Linked DNA regions of Homo sapiens: region 2 is linked to region 1. A link is an interaction called in ENCODE POLR2A ChIA-PET data of the cell type or tissue named here. Cell type or tissue: GM12878. All regions are shown on one strand. Links, peaks and the distances in the headings refer to the core of each region. The heading gives the core; the rest is flanking DNA. Region 1 overlaps UBP1 (upstream binding protein 1). Region 2 overlaps CLASP2 (cytoplasmic linker associated protein 2).

Evidence for each region. Peaks named below come from ENCODE experiments on the same cell type or tissue, not always from the same donor. Only the 100,000 strongest peaks of a DNase experiment are listed, where the experiment ranks them.
Region 2: POLR2A ChIA-PET joins it to region 1 with 10 read pairs; 2 of 35 experiments call an interaction of 5 or more read pairs at or near these places.

What each region holds. Positions count from the first base shown.
Region 1 is chr3:33,423,738-33,432,569 of GRCh38, forward strand. It overlaps UBP1 (upstream binding protein 1), which reads right to left. Exons shown (of 16, transcript NM_014517.5): 2 at 1,853-2,004. Among named protein-coding and RNA genes, the nearest start is that of UBP1, 12 kb to the right of the region's middle. RefSeq lists an enhancer at 2,358-2,915. In GM12878, for the core only: no CTCF peak of the experiment used is centred there; no DNase peak of the experiment used is centred there; H3K4me3 peaks cover 2,405 bases; H3K27ac peaks cover 2,584 bases.
Region 2 is chr3:33,556,820-33,564,819 of GRCh38, forward strand. CLASP2 (cytoplasmic linker associated protein 2) reads right to left here. Exons shown (of 39, transcript NM_001365631.1): 28 at 3,989-4,152; 29 at 2,488-2,566. Among named protein-coding and RNA genes, the nearest start is that of UBP1, 120 kb to the left of the region's middle. In GM12878, for the core only: no CTCF peak of the experiment used is centred there; no DNase peak of the experiment used is centred there.

The DNA.
Region 1 (8,832 bases), core at 323-8,322:
TCTAAGTTTAATCTATAAATGAATAAATCTCTCCTAGAGTTACTGTGAGAACTGAATAAGGTTAACACATGTATTTAGTACAATGCTAGATGCACAGTATCAATTAATGTCAGTCTACTATATCACTACTACAGATGGTGGATTATGACTTTTATCGATATGAAATATCTTTATCTGGTTTAAGAACAACCATGATAAATTATGGGCATTCCCCCAGGCCAATAAATGCACATCCTACATGTTGCTTTAAACAGGGTGTATATGTGTACTAATTCATTCCATGGTATGTATGTAACAGAACTTAATCGACTATTCCACAAGTAAGGAAAATTCAGGTTATTTCCTTTTTTATCTTTAGAAATAAAGTTACAGTGAATATCCTTGCCCCTACATTGTTTCTTCTGTTATTTTTATGTCTACAACAGATTACCAAATAAGTTATTAAGGTTCTTTCAAATATAAAACTTAACTCTCAAATAAGTGATTGCCTATCCAAACACTAAATATAAAAACAAACAGGGAATTGTCACAAGTGCCAGAGACAGGACTACCTGAAGGTAAAACCTTATAGATTCTAAACTTATATATCAAATGAAAAGGTAGAAATAAGTTATTCTTCCACATTTCAGATTAATCACATGTAAAAGTCTAAAATCTATTGCTCTTTCCAAAACTTCGAGTAAAAATTCTATTTAATGACAGAAAAATAAACACTATATACTCAAGTGAACAGATGTATAATTCTAATTTTTTGAAAGAAAATGTATATACATTCAAGAAACAGACCAAAAATATTAGTCAATTTTTGGCATTATCCCTTCACATATTTCCCAGTTTTTCTACAATGAGCATATAACAGTAAAAATGTTCAAAAAATTGTTTAAAATCAGAATTCAACCTGCTTTCAGTATATGTATCCAACAAATTAATTCCTGCATTCAAAATACTTTTGTTTACAGGGGTAAGTCACATCAGCCTGTGCCCAAACTGCAAAGGGCAAACTCTCCTCTTTCCAAAGATAAACTCGGCCGGGTGCAATGGCTCACGCCTGTAATCCCAGCACTTTGGGATGCCGAGGCAGGCGGATCACTTAAGGTCAGGAGTCTGAGACTAGCCTGGCCAACATGGTGAAACCCTGTCTACTAAAATTACACAAAATTAGCTGGGTGTGATGGTGTGTGCCTGTAATCCCAGCTACTTGGGAGGCTGAGGCACGAGAATTGCTTTAACCTGGGGGGCGGAGGTTGCAGTGTGCCGAGATTGCGCCACTGCACTCCAGCCTGGGCGATAGAGCAAAACTCAGTCTCAAAAAAAAAAAGGTAAACTACCCCCACATCTCTATTTTCCCTCCTTCCCCACCAACCCTTTCATATCACTGAAATGTAACACTCTGACATAAACTACAAACAAGATATAGGGGATAAAATTTGATGTTTATTTAGCCACAGACTCCATCCTGGTGCAGCTTAAGTCTATTTTCAGCACAGAACTGCTTCATGTTCAAAATCCAGGTTCCTTGCTAGCTGGACTTCTGATTCATTCTCAAGTTCCATATTGAAATCACTGTCCCTAAAAATAACTGACTTCCTTTCCTACTTGCTAGTCCTTTGGATTATGTCTTAAAAATCCTGTAATAAATCTTCCTCCTCAGACCCTCTTTAATGCAAATCAGTTTACACAAACTGTACTTCAGCTGCTCACAGTAAAATTCCTACAATTTTCATTAAGTTGTAAAATTTAAGAAAAAGAACCTAATTTTTAATTATTACCAATAATCTAGGCTACAATGCCAAAATATTATTTTGTATTTCTGTAAATTCTTACATGTCAAATGTGACATAACCACACTAACCTTGGTTCAAATAAGTAAGCGTTTCATCATGCAGTTTTACTGCTGGTGACGTTGCAGCACACATCACATACTGAAAGGGTGGGTGCTCTGTTTCACCATCCAATGGAAGGCTGGAATCTTCCTGCTTGAAAATGGGCAATGCCAAGACATCACTGAAAAGCAAAAAATCAACACTGACCTTACTTTGGGTTTGAAATATTTGTCTACAGCCATATCATCCTGAATGCACCCAATCTTGTCTGAAATATTTAAAAGCATATAAACATTTAGGGATAGTTTTTTTTTTAAGATCAGAAATTATATGTAGAATAAAAGAACTATGAATGCTATGTGGTTCATCTAAAGGATGGCATTAACAACCCCTATCTCGGGGTGGGAAGTGGGGGAGGGCGGCAGGGCAGCTCTGAATATATATATATATATATATATATATATATATATATATATATAGCACTTTAAAAACTTCTTTTAAAACTTTAAGGTCCAGATTCTTTCTATAAAAAAAAAGCAAGTCAAGAGTACCTAGCTACTTGATTTGAAAGGCAAGAAATAATACTGCTGCCAAAGGTAGGTCACACTTGACACCATAGAATTACAAAGAAGCATCTGATTAAAATGGGGTTTTACAAAAAGTTCCCTGCTGTGCCTTGGCAAGTGTTAAGAACATGAAGCTTCATGCCTAATCTAAAACAATGGCTCCTACTGAGAGGTAAACAGGAGCAGCAGCAGTCGCAGCAGCTGCTATTCTCCCCCTAAGAATAACCTGGGGCACTGATTGGGAGAATGATGAGGGGTCTTCTGGGACACTGTTTTTATTGGATGTTGTTTGGTTTTAACAGCTTTATTGAAATATAATTTACATATCATAAAGTCACCCTTTTAAAGTCTGAAATTCAGTGGTTTTAAGTATATTCACATCATCAGTATCTAATTCTTGAATTCCAAAATATTTTCTCCCCTCAAAAAGAAATCCCATACCCATTAGTAGTCACTCACCATACTATCCCAGACCCACTCAGCCCCTGGCACCCACTGATTTGTTTTCTATCTCTACGGATTTGCTATTTGGGACATTTAAATGGAATCATATGACTATGTGGTCTTTTGTGACTGGCTTCTTTCACTTAGCATGTTTCATGGACCATCCGTGTTCTAACATGTACCAATGCTTCATTCTTTTTAATGGCTCCATTCCATTGTATAGGCATACCGTATTCTGTATCCATTCAGATGATGGCCATCTGGGTGGTTTCCATTTTTTAGCAATTATGAATCATGCTGCTATGAACACTTTTCTATGTTTTTGTGTAGATAAATTCTGCTAAGTATACACCTGGAACTGGAATTACTGGATCACATGGTAACTCTGTTTAACTTTATTTTACTTATTTTATTGGAGACAAAGTCTCACTTTGTCACCCAGGCTGGAGTGCAGTGGTGGTATCTTGGCTCACCACAACCTCTGACTCCTGGGCTCAAGTCATTCTCATGCTTCCGCCTCCCAAGTAGCTGGGATTAGAGGCATGTGCCACCACACCCAGGTAATTGTATTTTTAGTAGAGACAGGGTTTCGCCATGTAGGCCAGACTAGTCTCAAACTCCTGGCCTCAAGTGATCCGCCCGCCTCAGCCTCCCAAAGTGCTGGGATTATAGGCGTGAGCCATCACGCCCCGCCTCTGTTTAACTTTCTGAGCAACTGCCAAGCTGTTTTTCAAAGTGGTTGCAATAATTTTACATTTCCCCTATTAATGTATGGAAGGTGATTATTTGTTTTTGAGATAATTATCTGAGCTGTACGTTTGTATCTTAACTTTTCTATACTCATTCTTCAATAAAAAGTAAAATGATAATAACAGCAACAACAAAACATCAAATGAATAACTACTGTATCAACACCAATAATAGGGACTTGTCTGAACTGCTTATTTTCTCTTTTTTTCCTACAAGCTGTTCACTAAGATACTTGGGTAGCCAGGTCAATTCAATTCAATTCAAAAACAGAATGTGAAAACAAGTGAAATGGGACGGAAACCCTGGGAGAGAACGTTATCCCACCAGTAGTCCCTACTCCCCCCATGCATTTCTATTAAAGCACTGTGCTGATTTTCAAAGATACTAACTATCCACTAATTCTCCCTCTCTTATTTATACCCAGGAATTGTCAAAACACTCCTACGTACACAAGTAATAACCAAGGATCACACGGTTAGCAATGGTCCCAACACTCCCACAGAGTTCTCTCAACACCTTGACCTAGGGATTTTGCCCCACCTAAGCTCCTGCCTTGGGGGCAGATATAAAAACTTTTCAGAAGACTTCAGGCCAGGAGCAGTGACTCACACCTATAATTCCAGCACTTTGGAAGGCTGAGGTGGGTGATCACCTGAGGTCAGGAGTTCGAGACATGGCGGGGGAAACCCCGTCTCTACTAAAAATACAAAAATTAGCTGGGCGTAGTGGGGCACGCCTGTAGTCCCAGCTACTTGGAAGGCTGAGGCAAGAGAATTGCCTGAACCTGGGAGTCGGAGGTTGCAGTGAGCTGAGATCGTGACACTGCACTCCAGCCTCAGTGACAGAGCGAGATTCCATCTCAAAAAAAAAAAAAAAAAAAAAAGAATCAGATCACCTCTTTATAAAAATCAGTCATAACAGTCAAATTGGCTCCAGGGAAGATAAAAATATATACTGCATTTTGTGTATATGTAAGCATTTAAAACCCTCTCAGAGAGAAAGAAAACAAGAATGAGAGTTGTGACTCAGAACCATTAATTATACCGAAAAATAACACAGGGAATAATTTTAACATTTCAATGCTAACTGCTTGGGTTGATCATTAGATACAGATCATCAAAATAAGATGTATAACTGCATGAGAATGGCTTTTTTTAATAAATTGTCACATATGGAAGACAATTTTATATGCTTCAGATCCTAGAAGACAACCACTTTTTTATTCACTTGGTTATAGTCTCCATGATCCACACAGAAAATACTATGCTCATGGTAAGTGCTAAACGACTCCTGAACAAACATATAAACATGTAAAGATTATTTGCTATTGAATTTCCAATTAATTTTTTACTTAATTAGAAAGAAAATGCCTTCCAGTCAACACAGCAACCAGTGATCCTTTTCAAACAGAAGTTAAACCATTTCAATTCTCTGAATCCTTACATCAGCTCACTTTCAACCAAAGTCCTTACGAAATCCTACGTCTCAAAAAAAAAAAAAAAAAAGCCCTACGCAACCTGCTCTTCAACCCCTCTTCTCGTCACCCTCATTCCCCCTGCTCCAACTACCCCGGCCTCCTGATTCTACTCTTCTACTGGATATCCTAATGGCTCATTTCATTCAAATGTCATCTTTTCAGTGACAACATGACACTGGAGTCCTCCCACCCACACTCCCAATTTCCCTACCCTAGCTCTATACACAGCTCTTACCACTTTCCAAAAATATACATGACTTACTAACTTTGTATCTGCTATAAGCACGTAACTCCAAATACGTGTTTCTTCAATGACTGATGCCAGCATCTAGCACAAAGGAGCTCAAATACTTGCTAAATCAATGAACTGATTGCTGCATTAATAATCAACCAATTAGTATTAAGATTGAAAACTAGGTCTCCAGACAAGATTATAATTTCTACTATGTTGAAAGTCCTAAAACCTTGATGGTTTTTGTAATCCCATAAATGGAAACAGACTTTTGAGTACTAAAGACAGAATGTTAAACGGAACTAAAAGTAGGGTGTTTCTTTATTTTTTTTTTTTTAAGACAGGGTCTGGCTCTGTCTCCCAGGCTGGAGTGCAGTGGCATGATCATGGCTCACTACAGCCTCAACCTCCCACCTCAACCTCCCAAGTAGCTAGTATTACAGGCTTGTACCACCATGCCTGGCTAATGTTTGTATTTTTAGTAGAGTGGGGTTTCCCCATGTTGGCCAGGCTGATTTTGAACTCCTGGCCTCAAGTGATCCACCCACCTCGGCCTCCTAAAGTGCTGGGATTACAGGCATGAGCCACTGCACCAGGCCCAAATGATGCATTTTAGAAGGCAAAACTGAAAGATCTACATGTTGGTAAATTTTAATGTAGCTTAGCACCAAAAATCAGGATGCTAAAAAAGACTTGGAAATCACAACAAGCTTGATCAAATGAAGTATAAAAATCTACTAGGACATCTAAAAATCCAGCAATGTAAGCTGCCTTCAGGGAGGACAAATGAATGACTGCAAGACCCTAGTGTGAGGCAGAGACTGCACTGTACACCCTCTCATAGCCTTTGAAAATAATTATGTGAATGTACTGATTTTCAAAAACAGTGAAAATTTGAATTTTTCTTAAGGACAAGATAGATAAAACATATATGGAAGCTAAATGAGAATTCTAAAGAGACATGAAAGAAACAAAATAGAAAAAACAACATAGAGAACTGTTTAGTAATGGCAGGCTAAGTAATTTAAATGAACCTATACCCCATCCACCCTCACTGAGGATAGGGGGGAAAAAAGTTGTCAGAGAACACATATATTCTTGAAAGTATTAAAGAACTAACAAGATAAAGAAACAGGCTGAAATCTGAAAAAGTGCAGTAAGTCCAAGCAAGCCTAGAACTGAAAGTGGCTTTTACCTACCCAAACTGAGGAAAGAACTGCAAAGCTGTACTGTAGTTTTAGTGGCCTTGTGGGTGTAGGATACAGCCATCCACATTAAACTGGAATGAGAACAACTAGATGCTCAGGGTAAGGGTGAAGGGAAAGTACTGGTTAGCTTCTCCAGCCTGGTCCGGGGAACCACTGACAGGTAGGGCTCCCAGGGGTCTGACAAGCAAGTGAAAAGACTTAGGCATCAAATTATTCCAAGTAATTCTGAAATGCCAGTACACCAAAATAACCAGGCATAAAAGGACAAACAAGACTCTAGAAGCAAAAACCAACAGCAAAAACAACAGATGACATATATCCAGTTCCAGATTTTGTCTGCTGGTATTCAGATCTTTTCTGCCTCTACTGCAGAAGGTTAGAAGCCTGAAAACTACATATAGAAGAATTCTTGCTAGACAGTCTTGTCAGGCTCTCCAAAGGCAAACACTGGCGGAAAATTGAAAGAGCGGGAAAGGGAAAAGCCAGATGCAAAAACAGGCAACCACACGGAATGCAGCTGCGGAAAATTTCAGGGGATCAGCAGCCATGCCTCCAGCAACAAGCCCAAGAACAACCAGGTAACATGGCCTCCTCCTCCAACCCTTCCAGCTCCTTTGCAATCAAATACTTCACTAAATCCCTCTCTGCTTGAGACATCTCACTGATTTCTATTTTCCTGACTGGACACAGACCACCAGAGATTTCAGATGCTGGAATTATCAGATCCAAATTATAAAATCGTACTTACTCTATTTAAAGAAATAAAAGAAAAGCCTGAAAGTATCTGGAAGGAACAGGAAACTTTAAAGGACAGCAAAACTGAAAAAGAGCAAAAAGAACTTCTAGAACTGGAAAATAAAACTGTCCAAATTAAGAACTCAGGTTTAATAGCAGCTCAGACAGAAGTGAAGACTGAATTAGGAGACTGGAATGCTGGAATATAGGTAAAAAGAAGTTATTCAGAAAGCAGCACAGAGAGGAAAATGAAGAAGTTAAGAAGGGACCAAGTGAGAAGATTTTGCATTAAATTCAAGTCTCAGCAAAGAACGGAATAGGGGCAAAAACTGAAGACAGGAAGGCTGAGCAAATTCTAGAACTGGTGAAATATACCAATTCATGGATTCAAGAAGCCCAAATGACCAAACCAGAATAAATAAGAAATACACACCTAAATACACCATAGAAAAACTCACAAGCCAGTACAGCATATGAAAGTTCCGCCGGGTGCAGTGGCTCACACCTGTAATCCCAGCACTTTGGGAGACTGAGGCGGGCGGATCATTACATCAGGAGTTCAAGACCAGCCTATCCAATATGGTGAAACCCTGTCTCTACTAAAAAACTACAAAAAAATTATCTGGGCATGGTGGCACACGTCTGTAGTCCCAGCTACTCAGGAGGCTGAAGCAGGAGAATTGCTTGAATCTGGAAGGCAGAGGTTGCAGTAAGCCAAGATTGCGCCACTGCACTCCAGCCTGGGCGACAGAGTGAGACTCCGTCTCAAAGAAAAAAAAAAAAAACGAAAAAAGACAGCTCCATTTTCCCAGTAAATAACTAAGGGAATCAGTTGAAAATAGGCATGGCAAGGATGAGTTGTGAGGCTGAGGAGGTGTCATTAAGCTTTCTAGATGAGTAGGGGAGGAAATGGATGAGAATGTTATGGTATAAACTACAGAGCAGCAGGAAAGACATACTTGACAGCCAAGGTCATGAACCAACCACTATTAACAAAATCTGAATACTCTCATATCCATTAAATAAATTACATGTATAGTCAAACATTTACTCATCCAAAGAAAGTTAAAACTGGCTGGGTGCAGTGGCTCACACCTGTAATCTCAACACTTTGGGAGGCCGAGACAGGCGGACTGCTTGAGCCCAGAGACCAGCCTGGGTAACATGGTGAAACCCCGTCTCTACAAAAAATAGCAAAAAAATTAGCCAGGCATGGTGGCGCATACTCATAAACTCAGCTACTAGGGAGGCAGAGGTAGGAGAATTACCTGAGCCTAGGAAGTCGAGGCTGCAGTGAGCCATGATTGCACCACTGCACTTCAGCCTGGGTAACACAGTGTGACCCTCTTCTGGCTAAGTTCTCTGTTTTGGCAAAGTTTTTTAATTTAAAAAAATTTTTTGGTTAAAACACAATGGTTTGTAATTGTTATTCTAAATAAATTTTTTAATGTTTTCAAATTTCTTGATACTTTCACATTATGAAGTTACTACAACATATACAGCATCCTATTTATATTTAGATAAATTGAGACAAAGTAGTAACTAAACAAATACAAGCAACTGTGGTCCTACTCTACTCAAAATCACTGCTAAAAAT
Region 2 (8,000 bases), core at 1-8,000, 130 kb after region 1:
AGAAACAATCTGTGATTCCAGTTTCCAGCATAATGTTTTCTAATAGGAAAGTTAATTTTAATTTGTGCATATCTCATTTCAATCTTCGCTTTGTCTTTCTCTTCAAGTCTCCTGCAACTTATTCTCTCTGAACTCAACTATCAACCCCTTATTTTTATTTATTTATTTTTTTGAGACCAAGTCTCACTCTGTCTCCCAAGCTGGAGTGCAGTGGCATGATTTTGGCTCACTGCAACCTCCGCCTCTCCGGTTCAAGTGATTCTCCTGCCTCAGCCTCCCGAGTAGCTGGGACTACAGGTGCCCAACATCACCCCTGGCTAATTTTTGTATTTTCAGTAGAGACAGGGTTTCTCCATGTTGGCCAGGCTGGTCTCAAACTCCTGACCTCAAGTGATCCGCCTGCCTCAGCCTCCCAAAGTGCTGGGATTACAGGTGTGAGCCACGGTGCCCAGCCTCACCCTTACTTCTTAAGCTGGTTTAGACCTTCATTTGCACTGGTTCATGAAACATCTCTATATATATTATCTACTTTTTTCTTTCTTTCCTTTCTCTTTCAATGGACAGGGTCTCACTCTGTCTCTTAAAAAAAGAGGCTCCCAGGCTGGAGTGCAGTGGTGTGATTAGAGCTCACTGTAACCTCACTCCTGGGTTCATGCGATCCTCTTGCCTCACCTCCTGAGTAGCTAGGACTATAGGCATGAACTACCACACCTAGTTAACTCCACATACATTTCAGTAGCACTTGAACACCACTACAGGTACCTATATCATAACTTTTATTACTGTTTAGAGTTTATTATATATTATAGTTAATAATGATAAAATTACAAGCTTTATATTCCCAGGAACACCTAGCACACTGCCTTGGTCATAAAATGAGTTAAAAAATATCTATTAATAATATCAAGTAAATTATTCTTCTGCAGGTCACTTTTCAAAATCAAACAGATGAAATCTCTTTCCCCAAGCAGCTCTAAGAAAACAACATTATATTGAGTGTAAGTTGTGAAAGGAAAATAAAACGGCCTATGCCAAAAGGAAAGTTAAGCTTGGGAACTCAGTCATTCAGAAAACTGACTCCCATTTGTTCATAAACAGACAGCTGCAAGATAGAAGGCTACATAGTTCTTCAGGTGGTCTCCCTCATGCTGACAATGTAAATTAACAGTTTATCTTCACAGGTAGAGGACAACGATGAGACTAGAAATCATCCCCCACTCACCCAGAGACAAATACATTTACTTCTTCCTCTACTCTGTGTTTACTTTCTCTTAGGTAAGATGCAGATTTACTGAGCACGAGATGAATGCCTGACTGTTCCTCTTTCCCCTCAAGCTGGCTCTTTCTCTTTTAAATATTAAAGTCCTCAAAACCCTCTCTGGAAGAATGAACAGGCTTTCTTCTTGTGTCTCTTTCTCCTGGATGCATCCTCAATCTTGGCAAACTAAACCTCTAAATTGATTGAGACTTGTCTCAGACACTTTTCGGTTTACAAAGTCAGCCCTGATAAGAAACATAATTGTGATTCTGAGGCACAATTGCATTCAGAAACTTAAGGGAAAAATCAATCCTGGGCAGTAACGCTTGTAGAAATATATTTCGTGCAGGATAGAGCAGAAAAATATAGGACTCGTATAAGCACATATGCTTGTTATTTCCCTGACTTTAATCTCATTTAATAAAACTCACTAAAAAAAAAAAACCTTTAGCAAAGAATTCAGGAGCTATTCTTTTACATTTTTTCTTTTATGTAAAATTTAATAATCACTTTAAATCACAAATTGGAATCCATTTAGTTTTCATATTAACTGAAAAATGTGTGTATATAACAAACGAGAAAGTTAATTATAACTCCAAATGTTATGCATACATCAGAAAAAAAAAGAAAGTTACTATTTCAGTTAAGGATAATTGAAGAAAGGGACTGAGATTAAATTTAAAAAATTTTGCTTAGTTAATACATAGGCAAAACTGACATTTTGCCTAAAATACCCGTTAAAATGCCTGACACTTAAAAAAAAAAAAAGTAATGGGAAATCACAAACATAAAATTAGATAAGACTTTATAGAGTGAGTTTGCATTACCAGCTTAGGGTTAGATGGCAATAATGTGATGCCTTCCAAACGTGTATCACCATTAAGTTTCTCCAAAAGACTTAGAGTCTGGCATTGCATTTAAATAACATTTGAAATCAAATGTGTGCATGCGTAAAAGGCTTACAAAGGTTAGTAGTTGAATACAGATGCAAACACTGCAGAGAGTTAAGAAAAGAAATAATGCAGATGAAAACAAAAACAATAAAACCTTGGAGCTCCAAAAAGAGTGAAGCTGGTCCCGAAGTGCTGGCTTGACTGTCTGAAAGTTTATAAAAACAAAACCCACTGATTGAACAGCTTCTCATGTGACAGAAATACAAATATCAACATAACTTTATTAATAAATACTTCAATTCTTTATAATGTCTTCAAAAGATCTCAAAGTTTTACCTTTAAGCTTGGTGTCTGGGTCTGATCAACTGTAAATCTCATTAGAATATTGAACTGAAGATCATTTGGAAAAGACTCTCTGAAACAAGAACAAAGCAAAACGAAACAAAAATTTAGTTAGCAAGTACGCATGTAACAGCAAAAGACTATGCTTAATACCAAAACATAATGTCATCCAAAAAACATCCATGAAGTAGTATCTGCATGTGGTATAAACTACCTGGTATAGTATACAATAAATGCATCCTCAGAAGAATATGAACATCTGAATTTGTACTCAGTACAGGGTTAAAAAGTAACTCTACAGGCCGGGAGCGGTGGCTCACGCTTGTATTCCCAGTACTTTGGGAGGCTGAGGCGGGCGGATCACCCGAGGTCAGGAGTTCGAGACCAGCGTGACCAACATGGAGAAACCCCGTCTCTATTAAAAATACAAAATTAGCCAGGCATGGTGGCGCATGTCTGTAATCTCAGCTACTCGGGAGGCTGAGGCAGGAGAATCGCTTGAACCCAGGAGGCAGAGGTTGCAGTGAGCCGAGATTGCGCCATTGCACTCCAGCATGGGCAACAAGAGTGAAACTCCCTCTCAAAGAAAAAAAAAGCAACACTATAGGAAATAATAGTCTATCTTGCCTCAACTATAGATTTAATCAGAAAAATGTATTCAGTAAAAAGTTTAACATTCTTAGAAATGTTTCTCTATACCTAAAATCTGAATTCTGACTCACCTCAACCTAGTAAACAGATATTTGAAATAAGTGACTTCAACAATCTACACAAGAAAGTAGAAATATATCATTGGTTCAAAACCTTCTGAAAAGAGATTTAGAATATTTAAATGCATAATAAAACGTTGTTTAAATACACAGAAAATACTTTTTATAGTAGACTAAATAAAATCTTCAATCTTCAACCTTACTTCGCTGATACTTCTTTTTTTTTTTTCTTTTTTTTGAGACAGAGTCTCGCTCTGTTGCCCACGCTGGAGTGCAGTGGTGCAATCTCGGCTCACTGCAACCTCCACCTCCCAGGTTCAAGCGATTCTCCTTCCTCAGCCTCTGGAGTAGCTGAGATTACAGGTGCCTGCCACCATGCCTGGCTAATTTTTGTATTTTTAGTAGAGATATGGTTTCACCATGTTGACCAGGCTGGTCTCGAACTCCTGACCTCAAGTGATCTGCCTGCCTCAGCCTCCCAAAGTACTAGGATTACAGGTGTGAGCCACCATGCCCAGCTGCTGATACATCAATTAAGATAAAATACCACCTTGAACTACTCAACCAATATTAATACAATTTTTATAAAAAAAAATGCAGGGCTTGACCTAGGGAAAAATGTTGCTTTAAATATACAATATGAATGGGCATAATTAACAATCTTCAAACGGAATCCATGCAGTCTAAATTGTTCAAAGGGACCCAGAAATCTGAACTATTAACACAGGGGTTAGATATTCCTAGTTATTATCAGGTTAACTTGAAATATATGAAAAAAATATTACCTTGTAACATCAAGGGCTTTCTGAACTTTTGCCTGAACAGATCCAAGCAAATCAGCACCCATTTTTTTTAGTAGTTGTGTCAGCAGTACAAACAACCAATCTTGAAGATCATCTTTGTGGACTTGTATGAAATCCACTAGAGTCTCCAAAAACATGCTGAATACCTACAGTTGATAAAGGGGAGAGGTAGGGAGAAAAAAAGAGGAAATATTGACCTCTATGTTCAATTCAAAGCGAATACAGAAAGGAACACAGGAATCAGAGGCACAGCGATTGGCAGCCAAGCGGAAAAACAATCTCTCTTGCTTTTCATTGGACTCTGTGATACAAGAGTACCTTTGAACTGTTATCCAACTTCTGCAGAAGTTCGACAATTAGCTACTCCATGCAGCATCACTTGGTAAAGAAAGTTTGGCCATAATGGCTGGCACACCTAATGTTATCAATGATGCCACAGCTTAAACTGGGTAAAGTGAAATCTGTTTTGTGTAAAATGTAGGGGAAAAAAACTATAGTTTCAGTAACTCTCAGCTTTTCTGAAGAGTGGCACTGAGTAAATGAGAAGATGACTACAATGACCTTAAAGTATAAAATTTATCTGGCATAATAGACTAATTAGAGAATCCTCAGATTTCTCAAAATGACAATTGTCACAAATAATTTGGTATGGGATGTATTATTTATTAAAACTGCCTCAATGGTAATTTTAAATGATTTAACTGTAACTGCATCTAAAATAAATCCAAGATGAATGTCTACATTTAAATTTCAGTGATTTTTAAAAAGTCCTAGATGGCATACTATTAGTCTCCATACCCATTTATGGGTTTTTTACTTACTTCCAATATTAATCTATTTGTTTTAACATTTTTATAAGGTAGAAAAAAATTATTATAGTGAAGGGAAGCTAATGTTTATAAGTGATGTAGCTCATTAAAATACTTATGAAAAGTGACCTTTATCAAGGCTGTATCTCTTTATAAGATAGTCAACACCATAATGGAAAATTAGTTTCTAGATAAAGAAGAAAAAACTGTCAGCCATAATGTATTACTGGACAAATCATAATAAACATTTTGATCACAGATTAAAAACTATGGGTTAAAAAAACTTAAAATTATTAACTTTTCAAGTTAATCTCAAAAAGTAAATATGATAATTTGAGAACTAAGAGTTTTGCTCTCAATGCATATTTTATTTCTTGAATTCCCTTCATACAGTTATAGATGAACTCTTTTTTTTCTTTAGAAATGAAGGATTTTCTTTATCAGAATTATAATTAAGCTTCAACATTTAAACTGAGTTAAAAATAAAAATATACTTTAGCTATTTGCTTAAGACGCTGTATACCTGTAACAGCAGAAACTATAATTAAATTTTTGAGTATTCTCTGGTCCCCAGACAGTGTGTGCTTCAACACTGTTCCTACTCACAGTGTGGATTCCTTTAACTCTCATTCCACCACTACCCCCATAATCCCCCAAGAACTTGGATTCTCTTAGATTCCAAACTTGGCCAACTGCTTCATTAAACTGTCTCTGGCCTTCTCCTGAGGGCCAGGAATATTGTCAAGGAGCTTCACTAGACATAGTCTATGACAAATGCATGTAACTAATCTGGTACTCATTCTTACTGTTACCTAGCAAATCTGTTCAGTCATGTGCTGGCATCAGTTTGCACCTGTCTAGAGAGTCAATTGTTAAATATTCAGGAATCTTGTGAAGTGGTTGGTAGCTTGAAATCTACCACGGGATAGGAGTATTTACATCTCAGAAATGGGCAAACACTACATATCAGAGCTTCCTGCCTCTCCCCCAAAGCTCATTTACTAGGACACCATTGTCCTATTCTTTGGTTCACTTTCACCCTTGTTTCAACACTTGTCTATGCTCCTGAAGATTACAACCTCTAGCTTTCCTATATGAAAATCCATTCTGAAAATCACAGACATTAGAATGCCTAGGTCAACCTCCTATTTTATGGATGAGGAAACAGGGAAGCAGAGAATTACATGACCTGCCCAATGTTTCACAGATGGTTAATAGCTAGGCCAGGACTTAAAGCTAGGTCACTTGGTTTTCAGTTGTGCTCTATCCACTCTATTACCAGATGACCTAACTTATCTTCATTATTGTCATTCAACATGAAATTCTCCATTGACTCTTCCCTCAATTTGATTTCCTCTATACCTATCCTTCTAATTTATCCAAGAAAGAAGTGATTTTCTTCATTTTATGGCTAATCTTTCTACTTTATATTCCTGCTCTCTAAAACATGGTCTCCTCTACTATCTTTACTCTTTTTATTCTCTACCGAAATCCTTTGCTTACAGATGCAGAAGTCATCTCAAGAAATTATCTCTCTGCTTCCATCCTATTGCTCCCACCAATTACTTTCTAATCATGATGTATAATAGCTTCTTCATTAAGTTTAGTATGTTTGGCCGTTCTGTAACTTGACACTGCTTTCCTCTTACTTCCCTTCTTTCTGGTTGCCAGGAATTCTCCTTTTGCATGTCTTCATCCTGATTCTCTTTTCATCATAAGTGTGACCTACTTGACACAGTCTCTCTGATCTATCCCATGAGGCCTTTTTCCTGGCCTTCTCCAAATCTGTTTACCACACCATCACTAAAGGCACCAAGCATTTCTGACCTCAGGTCTGGATTTCTGTAGTAGCCTGACTTTAGTTTTATATTTCCTGTATACCAGGGTTCAGTAAACCATTTTTGTAACAGGCCAGATAGTAAATATCCTAGGGCTTTGCAAGCCATATGGTCTCTATCACAACTACTCAACTTTGCCATTTAGCACAGCCACTGACACCACATAAACAAATAAGCATGGCCGTGTGTCAATATAACTTTATTCACAAAAACAGGCAGCAGGGAAGATGTGGCCTGCAGGCTGTAGTTTGTCAACTCATGTCTCTTTGTTACCATCAGATTGTGATATGACTCTTTGGATGGAAACAAAATCCTTTACTGTTCCTTCACTGTCTGTAAGATAATGTCTAAAATACCTGGACAAGTTTCTAACTCCAAACTGATCTTGGGCTATCTGGAAACATAAACTCTTTATCCTTGAACACACCTCATATATCCACCCTGATTTCCTAACACATCCCCACTCCATTCATTTACACACAGTATGTGACTCTCTATAGAATTTACTATTCAAGTCCTAGTCAAGAAACTTCTTGGATTGCAAGTCAGGGCCACTGATCTTCCTGACTTAGAACTCACAGAGGGGCAAACTATTTATGGTGCTATTTAGCTTTTTCTGTATTTATGTTATTTTCCCATCTCTAACACATACCATTTGAAAATAAAGACTATATTTTTATACAGTCTTGTGTGTCACCAATTAGAACTAGAACCAGGCTTAAGGTTATCAGAGGCTGAGAACCCAATAAAAAGTTTATCAATGAAATCAAGTGAAATTTACCCTCTAATTGGTAGCCAACCCTTTTTCTTCAATGCAAGGGAAGACCTTCCCTTTAGTCTAGCCAAGATTAACTTCTTTTTATTTCCTATAAACTTTCTAGCATCTCCCACTTCTTTTTCTGGACTCAGGCTAGCTACTTCGAATAAGCCCTTTATTCTCACTCTGACATATCCAAAGCTTATGTTCTATTAAGATCTGAGATGCCATTTTCTTCAAGAAGACTTCTCTGAGTTTCCTAAGTAGAAATTTGTTTTGATTATATAAAATGTGAGTAGCTAAATAAAAATGTGGACATGTTATTTGCTGTACTCTACATAAGAAATTGTACTATTTTAAAAATTTTGTTATCACTTTTGAGACAGAGTCTCACTCTGTCACCCAGTCTGCAGTACAGTGGCACGATCATGGTACACTGCAGCCTCAAACTTCTGGGCTTAAGCAATCTTCCCACCTCAGCCTCCTGAGTAGGTAGGGCTACAGGCATGCACCATCATGTCCAGTTAATTTTTTTAGTTTTGTAGAGATGGGGTCTACCTTTGTTGTCCAGGTTAGTCTTGAACTCCTGG